Linked DNA regions of Homo sapiens: region 2 is linked to region 1. A link is a loop called in an ENCODE intact Hi-C map of the cell type or tissue named here. Cell type or tissue: A673. All regions are shown on one strand. Each heading gives the region's core, and the rest is flanking DNA. Links, peaks and the distances in the headings are about the cores only.

Region 1 (5,385 bases), core at 75-5,074:
CATGCCTGACTAATTTTTATTTTACTTTATTGTGGAGATGGGGTCTCACTATATTGCCCAGGCTGGTCTCAGACTCCTGGCTTCCAGTTATCCTTCTGCCTCAACCTCCCAAAGTGTTGAGATTACATATATAAGCCACCATACCTGGCCTAAAAAAATCTTTCTAGAATTAAAAAATTAATATGAACCAAGATTAAAAAAACTAAAATTAAAAAGGGTATATAATAAAAAGTAAATTTTTGTCTTACGCAAAATTACCAGTTTCTCAGAAATCCAACTAAACCACTGTTACTAGTTTCCTTTGTCTTCTGGAATATCTCTAAGTAGATAAATATACATTTTCTTGTCTGTCTTCCTGCCTATCTATCTATAGCTATCTATCTGTCTGTCTATCTATCTATCTATCTATCTATCTATCCATCCATCCATCTAAGCACGTACACATTTTGCAAAAAGTGGTAACATACTGTATATATATTCTAATTTTTTTGTAAAACAGTTTATTTTGCTGAGTATTTTGTTTGTGGCTATAGTATTCTTTATCATGGTTGCAGAGTTTTACATTGAATGGATGTGCTAGAATTTATCGAACCATTCTCCTATTGGAGAGAAATTAGATCCCATCTAATCTTTTGTATTACAGACATTACTGCACCAAATATCCTTATATAAACTTGTTGGCATTTATTTGTACATACATTTAAAAGAGAAATATCTGGGTTACAGGGTATGCATATTTGAAGCATAGGTTAAAAAAACTGCAATTCGTATTTATTGACTTCTTGAATATGTAATGCACATTTATTGGACAAAAACCCTGAATGTACAAAAGAATACAGTAAAAATTAAATCTTTTTCAACTCTTCTTTGACTATTAGCCCCCTCTGCTGCTCTTCTCAGTCTCAACTATTGTTATTCTGTGTGTGAGTCTGTGTGTGTGTGTGTGTGTGTGTGTCTGTGTCTGTGTATTTCCTTTTTGGGTTAAATTCTTATAGCTGAGTGAAAGCCTTGGGAAGTGTTCCTTTTAAAAAGTGAGTACATATTTTCTGTGAAAGGTTTTCAAATTTGACTACTTTTAAATTGAGCTGTTTGAGCCCTCCCAGAAGTGTGCCATGAGAGGGGTCCTGAGAGTTCCACCTATGCCTCCTTCATTCACTGCAGCTGACCGAGCCCCACATTCCATCTGGACACACTTTATCCTTACCAATATCAGAACAGAGCAGATACTTATGGCTTTATAATCTCTACTTCTTCCTTCTAGTGTTGGAATCCATGGCAAATGACAATAATAAAGAAACAACGCTTGGCTTTTTTGGTCCTCTCTTCAGCATTATAGAAGGTAAATAGTGCAGTTAGATTTTTGCATGACAACATAAAGAGGCCAATGTTTGATGTAGGACAGCTTTCTGTGCAGAACATTGTAATTGCTGAAATGCTGTTTGTCTTCCTACCTTTTCATTACTATCATTTTTGTTCAGTTCCAGTGCCTTTTACAAGCTTTCATTTCTCCGTCTTCAAATAGTCTTGGTATATCAAGTTTATAATAACACTGATCTACAGAGAGGCATATGCCCCTTATTATAGCTCTAAAAGAGAATGATATCACCAAGGAAGCATAGCTTTTGCACTGAAATCCTCAAAGATGGGTAGTTTATTTTATTAATTTTCATTGTGAGTTTTGGTGAACAATGTGGAGGTTTACATTAGTAAATAAAGCATGACTGGTTAGTAAAATGTTAATGGGGTTTCAAAATCAGAAGATCTGGGACTGAAAACCATCTGTATTTGTGCAAAAGAGTTGAAAGAGATTTAGTTTTTACTGTATGATGTGTGTGACCTTGGGAAAGTCAAAATAATATCCTTGGGTGTCAATTTCCTAATTTGCAAATGTTCACAGGATTGTTGTATGGATTAAAGAGCTAATATAAGCAAAGCACTTTGTCAAGTGCTATGAAGTGTTATGTAAAATTATAATCATAATGTTAAAGTAAGAAATGGGCAGGCTTATTCAACTCAACAGGAATAATTTTCCTTAAAGCTTCCAACATTGTACATCATACTGGAGTTCTAGCTTCAGAAATGTTGTGTTTTTATAATTCAATAAGTGGAAAATAAGAAAAGCCATACTCTTTTTTTTTGGATGGGGTATCTCAGTGATTCAGATTCTTCTTGGTCTTAATAAATGTTGCAAGCAGCCCATTAGGATTAGAGCATATGGTAGTGTATTAGTCTGTTCTCATGCTGCTAATAAAGACATACTGGAGACTGGGCAATTTATAAAGGAAAGAGGTTTAATGGACTCACAGTTCCACATGGCTGGGGAGGCCTCACATGGTGGAAGGCAAAGGAGAAGCAAAGGCACATCTTACATGGTGGTAGGCATGAGAGCTTGTGTAGGGGAACTTCCCTTTGTAAAACCGTTAGATCTTGTGAGACTTAATCACTATCATGAGAACAGCATGAGAAAGACCTGTCCTCATGATTCAGTTACCTCTCACCAGGTCCCTCCCATGACACATGGGAATTATAGGAGCTAGAATTCAAAATGAAATTTAGGTGGGGACACAGCCAAACCATATCAGGTAGGTATACAGGTATAGAGGGAGACAAGGCCAGAAGGACTTATGAAGCCAAACTGGAAAGGCCTGGAATGCCAACCCAAAGGAGTATGGGTCTTAATTGTTGGGTACTGCAGATCTATGGGGCCGTCACTTTGGGAGAGTGTTGTACCATATAGAAAGAGGACAGCAGATGTGACGAGATGATAAAAAGTCCTTCAGAGGCAAAGGATCCACAAACATATCCATCTGGAAGTATAGTTCTCCCTCAGTATCCACGGGGGATTGGTTCTAGGACCCCTGCAGACTCCAAAATCCACAGTTGTACAAGTCCCTTGCATAAAATGGCATAGTATTTGCATATAACCTACCAACATTCTCTCATATACTTCAAATCATCTCTAAATTACGTATAATACCTAATACAATGTAAATACTATGTACATAGATGTTATACTGTAGTTTAAAATGGGTATTATTTTTAATTTAAAAAAATTATTATGTTTGATCCATGGTTGGTTGGATCTGTAGGTTCTGCATCTTGGGTACAGAGGGCCGATGATAGCTATGAAAGCTGGAGACTGTTTGGTGTGTTGCCCAGGTGGAGGCATGGGTCTCCCAAAGTTCATACGAAGAGCACTTTGGATTCTCCTGGCTGAATTCTCACTCACAGAAGTAGATTCAACAGCAGCAGTGTCTACTTCTGTGGGTGAGAATTCGGCCAGGAGGTAGAAGCTTACCCTTGCATTCTCAGGGGATTTTATAGCCTCCTGGCCACCTGCCTGACTGTTCAGAAGACTCTGGCTCTAGCCCCACCTGCTTACCAGGTGCAAGAAACTATTGCAAAACAAGCTCAGCACATCCCTGAGTCTTTAATGGAGACACTGGGTGATGGAGTGAGGTACCTCAGCAGACTCAGGCTGTAGGTCTCTAAGTCTATTCCTGCAGGGTGCAAGAAAGGTTTGTAAGAAGGAAGACACACAATCACAGAGCACAATGAACTGATTGAGGAAGAGGCTGGGAGCAGGGAGATTGCTGAGGACCACTGCCATGGGCTAGGCATGGAGCAGCAATGTCTTAAGTTGGAAGGTGGTAGTGGACATAGGAAGGCACAGGCAGATGGCAGAAAGAGTGTGAGAGCGAAGACCCAGTATTATCTGTAAAGGAGAAACTAGAGGGAGGAGTCAAGGATTGTGTCAGGATTTCCCACTTTAATGAGTGGGAGAATGAAAACATTATTATACAGTAATGGAAAATTGAGGGCAGTTGGACACACAGAAGTAAAGTTCGTAGGGTATGCAGAGTTAGGGAGATAGGAAACTGATTTGCAAGGTTTCCATTTAGAAGCCATAAGAAAAGTCTTGGTGGTAGAAAGTTTTCACGTTATACTACAGCGAAATAAACACTTTACTTTCATGGAAAAGTTTATTTAAATGATCCAAGATACAATCTGAGAGAGGAAGTTCAGCAACCTGTGCTGGCTTGGCCAGTTCCCTTGCCTTCCTGTAGTCCCATGGCAAGGATACATCAGAGCACTCAACAATACCGTTGAATATGTCAGTGGAGCTGCCCTGGCTGGCAGACCTGGAAAGCAGCAATTTGCATTAGGTGGAACTCATCAATTTTGAGTGGTCACTTAGCCACCATCTACACCAGTGGTGCTCAACTTTGCTGCATGTTAAGAGTCACCCGAGGGGCTTTTAAAAAATCCTGAGGCTGGGATATAGCTCAGACCAATTAAAACCCAACCCCCTTCCCAGATGATTTTATTGTGCATCCAAGGATCAGAAACACTGCCACATCTCTTCCTTTGCAGGCAAAGTACAGTTGATGCTTATCTTAAACAACATTGTCCTCTGAAAAGTTTCCCCTGTGGAGTTCATTTTCCAAGGGAAGAAGACAAACAGGAAAACACCATGTCATGGAAACCAAGAGAGGGGACTTTTAGGAGTGTCAGTCACTGATGTGAAATGCTATGGCAATTTGGGGATGGTAAGGACTGAGAAGGAGCCAGAGAGGGTTGCAGTGGGTTTCAGTATGGGGGTGTGATTGGAAGCTGGACTCCAAAGCAAGTAAGGAGTAGGACTCTGAGGACACGGAGGTAGCAAGGGTAGGCAGCGGCAACGGACAGGTTGACCACGGGCCTCAGAGATGTGCTTTGATTGAGGTCCACAGAGTGTTCAAAGATTTTTAAAAAATTAGTTATCAACATTTACAAATTGGGAGGTTTTATGTAAAACATAATTTCTGATTTCTCTTGAAAAACTGGGAGATCTGACAACACTAGGACTTTGTACCCTCTTGGCACCAGAGGGAATTAGTTGTCCACCTTAGGAATGACATCCTTTCTCCCCACTCATCACACAGTCTCCATGCCCGGAAGTTATCCTTTAAACCCAGTTCACTTCTCTCACTTGCATGACCTCCCTGGCCTCGGTAGGCAAATGAATTTGGGACTTGGACTTGATCCAAATAGCTGTTAGGTGGTTTGTCAGAAAGGGAAAGGAGAAGTCCTGATCACCTTTGTAGGATGGCAGGGAATAGGCAGAGTGGAAGATGGAATAAAAGAAAAGCTTCTCAAGGTTAGTCTGGAACAGGAAGGACCCACAACTGGGGAAGGAGAAGAGAATGTATGAAGACATAAAGAGATTTTGGGGAGGAGAGAATGGAAAATGAAAGCCTGTTAGTGGCAGTAAAATGAGCTAATCACTGCAAGTTAGGTGGGAGACAGCACTGAGGTCTGAGCAATATGAAAAAGAGTTGGAACAATCAGAATAGGAACTAATGAAAAGAAAAACATGGGGGCAGTTGGTGGAGGTGGAAGGAA
Region 2 (5,385 bases), core at 77-5,076, 49 kb after region 1:
GGAGATATTGATTTCAAATTTTCTATTTAAGCAATCAAAATGCTTAAAAGATGTGTAAAATTATTTCAAATAATGACAAATGAAAACTAAAGCTGCCTTGCGGTCAAACATCCAGAAATGGAAAGGAAACAATTGGGATGAATCATATGGACTAAAGCAGAGTGAAGAGAAAGGACCCTTACAGTTGCCAGATTTTTTTCCCTGTTTTCTTTTACTTTTTTGCTGCTTTTTTTAAAATATAAAAAGGTAGATATTAGAATTTTAGAATGATTAGCTTAACATTCACTCCAGTTTTGTAAAACAATGTGCCCTGTTTTTTTCTTGCTGCCTTCTAATTTGTATCTTGCTTACCTCCCAAATATGGTTGGGATGAAGATAGTCAAAACCAACTGTATTTGAGACTCTCTGATGTGGTAATTTTGAAACATGATAGTCAGCCTTGAAAATAATGAAGCAGAAATATTGCATTTCTTATCCTGACTCTTCTCATTATTATTATTTTTTCTTCTTAATGGAAATAAACCACCTTTACCCTAGAAAAAGAATACTTCACATTTTGTACAAAATTCTGAAATGAATTTAGGACCGACATTATATCACTTGAGAGAAATACACTGAAATGTGTAATCTCACCTTTTGGGAGCTTAATCAAGTGCACAGAGACTGAAGAATTTCTTTTTGGTTTATTATTAAAATGAAAGCTTCAGGTTTTCCTCACTGCCTTTCTTGAAACAGTTCGGCATGGGTAAGTGCATGGGTTCTGGAGTATGACGGCCCTGATTTGAATCTGGCCTCCACCACTTAGAGCTATTGGCCTTGGGTAAATTACTACATAGCTCTGTGCCTTGGTTTCTTCAGCTCTCAAATGGGGATAATAACAGGACCTTTATCACAAAACTGTTGTGAGTACAAATTGAGTTAATACACTTGAAGTGCTTAGAACAGTGTCTGTCTCTTTTGTCAGATGTTTTTCATGGTCTGAATCTTCTTAAATAATAAAATAGTTCAAGAAAAATAAAGGTTAATAAAAAGATGGCGACAAGCCCCTAATGATTAGTAGCAGTTTTCTGGGCTGTAAATGTTCTTTTCGATTTTTCTTTATACAATATTTCAGGGACTCTTGATGCTTTCATTACCTTGGTGGAAGGAAAAGAAGGAATGAAATACAAAAGCATAATGGGCAAATTTTTAATAGAATGTCTTCCCAGATGAAGGAGCATTGCAAGTGCTTCAGTCTTCAACATAATCTATGGTTGCTGAACTTAATAATAAAATGCATTTTGACTTCATCTACTTTTTTTGTTCATTTAAAGAGAAACATGATTCTTGGTGCACCATCAAGAAAAAAAGTTTTATAAAATTTCAAGGGACTAAAATGCTTCTACAGTGGTACAAATTTGTTATCATAAAAAGAATATAATCCCGAGAAGGGAAATAAAATAAGGAAAGATTTTGAGAAGTTTCTTTACTTTCTAGAGAATATCTAACTATGTCCTCTGGTTATTACTAAAAAGCTTTTCTATAGGACCAATGGTGGAAATTGCTATAATTTATATGATTCCAGCTGAATTTTTGCTAAATCAATTATCTCTAAGTGTGTAACTCGATATGGATGTCCTTATTCTCAGCCCTCATGAAACGTTTTTCTGTAATGTGTTGATTTTTCTGTTTCTATGACAATGATGAAATTATAAGGATTTTTTTCCCCTCGGAAATGTAAAACTATTGGTAGAACCTAAAAGCCCCTAGGATTAATTTTTATTTAAATTAAAATATGTTTTGATGACGACTGTAAATGACACTGGTAAAATCATCACTTGGCTTTTGGCTTCTGAAAGCATACTTTGAACTACAATTTCAGGATGCTGATGGTGGTTCAAAAAAGAGAACCCCTCCATTTTCACTTCATTCACACTCCATTGAGCTATAGAAACAGGAGTTAATCCTGCAAGAGTAGTAATTTTCAAGTAAATAACCCCAAGAACCCTGGTCAGACTACCCTAAGATTTTTTTAGTGATAGTTTATAAAGTTTAGACTTTTGCTTCAATCAGTCCATCATTTACTGAAGGGTTAAAGATGAGCTTTGGAAAAGGAAAAGGGGGAGTTTTGGTGGCCATTTCCTTAAGCTTTTAGCATTCCCGCATGGCAGGTTGAGTCACACCCGTCTTTATTAAATGACGCATAATTCAGTGATAAATTGGCTTAGCTCTGCTTGTTACAAGTTGGTCTTGAGGTGTTACAGGGGTCAGCATAGAGGCACCGTGGCTGTTTCATGTCATTAGTTTTCTATGAGTTGCAATGTGTAACTACTCTAACACATGTCTTTCATTAGTGGCTACAATGCATGCTTTGTGTGTGAACATCCTTAGAAGGTAAAAGCCAATTTAGAGTGTTCTCACCTTCCTTTTATGGCAGTGAATTCCATCAGCCTCACATGTGTGTGAAGCTAAAGGCTTTTGTGGTGGGGTCAGGTTCATTTCCCATTTGCATTGCATCCTGCCTGGCTGATCCAGGCTAGAAGCTCTCTCTGAAGTTAGTGGGTGTTGAGCACTGAATAAGACCATAGTGTCAACTTGCCAAATTTCCTCCTCTGTGGAGTTCAGAAAGCTCTTATAATCCCACTTCCGTTACAAAGCTTTCTTTTGCTAAGTGGAAGACAGTGAATTATTTTCTTCCATTAACTCAGATATAAAACCCAGACTTTTGTTTTCTATCAACACGTACACCCCTTGCCCGCCCCCCTACTGGTCCAAATACTACTGACAATGCAATTAGCTTTTGGTAAGGTCTCTGTGTGTGCAAGTAGTTACCTACATGTTAATATGTTCCTTTTGGGCAGATAGATCCTTAGTTACTACAAAGCTAGAACTTGTAAACTCGTCTTGTAGAGCATCTACAGTAATAGTGAACACATGTACATTTCATAAAATGATGAAGATCATGATTTCTGTGCCACTCAATCTTCACCCCTTGTTTAGACTTGTTTTCCTAGTTTAGATTAGATTTGTTTGGAAAGAGAGTAGTTTAGCTGAAATAGGGGAGTCTCTGTGAGAATATGGCTTTGAGTTGGACCAACAGGGGTTCACACCCGGGCTCTATCCCTCCTTACCTATGTGATAATCTCATGTGATTATCTGAGTCTCTGTTTTCTCAGTCGGAAAATGGATATTATAATATTCCTCTCCTGGAGTTGTTGTGACTGTTATATGAGATATTATACACAAATGTTCCCAGGGAGGTTCCTGACACACAGTCAGCACTCATTCATTCATTCATTTATCAAGTATTTTGAAGACCATGTTCCAGGCACTCCTCTAAGTAGGGAGGATAAAAGAGACAAAAAGAAAATTCTCATAGTGAGATGAGAAAGATAATAAACATAGTAAATAAGTGTACTATATTGTGTATTAGACAGTAAGTGGTATGCAGAAAAACAACGTAGATTATGGGGTATGGCAGTTCTAATGCCATAGGAGGGTCAGGAAAGGCTTCTTTGGGAAAACAGCATTTGAGCCAAGACTGAGAGGTGAGTAAATTGTGTGGATATGTCGGGGAAGAGCATTCAAGAAAGAGGGAGCAGCTAAGGGAAGAAGTGTCCATTGAGGTTGGGGCAAGAGTGCAAGAGATGAGACAAAAGGGGTGGCTTCACTTTAGGACCTTTAGGACACTGTGAGGACATGAGCTTTTATTTGAAATGGAGAGTCATTGGAGAGTTTTGACCAGAGGAATAACATGATTTTATTTCAGTGTCTTCAGTTGAGTTCTCCTAGAAACAGACTCTGAGATGTATTGTTGCAGGCAGTGGATTTATTTTGGGAATGTTCTCAGGAGCAACACCTCTGAGGGGGTGAGAGCACAGGATGGAGAGAGCAGGGAGAAGCTGAAATGGAATGCTGCTGCAACAGAGGCTTCCACTGATCCACAGGGAATCCTGGAAGTGGCAGGGTCCTCCAGAGTTGTCCCAAATCGAGGCAAAGGGATGGAGCTTTTGTATCATCACATTGACCAGTCATTGTTTACACTTTAGAAAAGGGCATAAACTTCAGAAGGCAGCTCCCTTTGAATGAGGACAATTCCCAGAAGGGGATTCAAATGTAAGCCATTGGCAGCCAATGTTTTTGGCTGCTGGGGTAGCGAGTGCCTCAGTCCTGAAAGGAGGAATCTGGGTGAGGCCCCACAGCATCATGTTTTATAAGACCAGGCTGGCTGCTACCATAGGGGGAAAGAGTGAAAGGAAGATGACCAGTTCATAGGCTACTGCAAAACTCCAGAAAAGAAGTGATAGTGGCTTGGACCAGTGTGGTGGTGTGGTGGAAATGAGGAGATACAGGATTCTGGATACGTTTTAAATGGAGGGCTGACAGGATTTGCTGATGGATTGGATGAAGGATATGAAAGTAAGAAAGGAGTCAAGGATAATTCCAAGGTTTTTGGCCTGAACAATTGTAGAGATAGTGTTTCTATTAAGGGATGTGGGGAAGACTGAGAGAAGTAGGCTTGGGAGAGGGGCAATCAGGAGCTCAATTTTAGACATGTTGAGTCAGACTTGCCTATTAGATATCCAAGTGGGTGTATTCAGTAGGCGTCTGGATAGATGAGTTTGATCTGGAGAGGTATTTTTGGAATCCTTGCCATATACATGGTATTTAAGACTATGAAACTGGATGAGATCACCAAATGCAGTGAATATATAAGAGACATTCTAGGAATGCTCCCTGAGATCTAGATTCCTTTGGCTATCTTTATGATTAGTAATAAGTTACCACCTTAGAAAAAGAAGATCCTTCCCCCAGCAAGCTATGGGGATCCACTTATAGAAAGATAGTGGTAGAGAGAATAATGGTCCCCCCCAAAATATTAATGTCCTAATCCCCAGAACTCCTGAATTTTTGTGTTGGTTTTGAGACAGGGTCTCACTTTGTCACCCAGGCTGGAGTGCAGTGGCATGATCTTGGCTCACTGCTGCCTTGACCTCTTGGGCTGAAGTGATCCAACTGCCTCAGCCCACCAAATAGCTGGGCCTGCAGATGCACACCACAATGCCTGGCTAACTGTTTTTTTTTTTTCTTCCCTGTATTTTTTGTAGAGATGATGTTTTGCCATGTTGTCAAGGCTAGCCTCGAACTCCTGAGCTCAAGTGATCCTCCCACCTCAGCCTCTCAAAGTGCTAGGATTACAGGTGTGAGCCACCGCACCTGGCTTTGAATATATTATTTTACATGGCAAAAGGGGCTTTGCAGATGTGATTCAGTTAAGGATCTTGAGATAGGAAGATTATCCTGGATCACCAGTGTAATAATAAGGTTTCTTAAAGAAAGGCAAGAGGATCAGAGCCAGAGAAGGAAATGTGATGGAAGCAGAGGTTAAAGTGATGTGCTTTGAAG

What was found. Peaks named below come from ENCODE experiments on the same cell type or tissue, not always from the same donor. Only the 100,000 strongest peaks of a DNase experiment are listed, where the experiment ranks them.
Region 2: it touches region 1 in a loop (4-fold over the local background); 1 of 110 quality-filtered maps calls a loop at or near these places.

Annotation. Positions count from the first base shown.
Region 1 is chr6:104,644,097-104,649,481 of GRCh38, reverse strand. No RefSeq gene overlaps it. Among named protein-coding and RNA genes, the nearest start is that of HACE1, 210 kb to the left of the region's middle. In A673, for the core only: no CTCF peak of the experiment used is centred there; no DNase peak of the experiment used is centred there.
Region 2 is chr6:104,594,770-104,600,154 of GRCh38, reverse strand. No RefSeq gene overlaps it. Among named protein-coding and RNA genes, the nearest start is that of HACE1, 260 kb to the left of the region's middle. RefSeq lists an enhancer at 1,329-3,049. In A673, for the core only: no CTCF peak of the experiment used is centred there; a DNase peak (open chromatin) is centred at 2,564.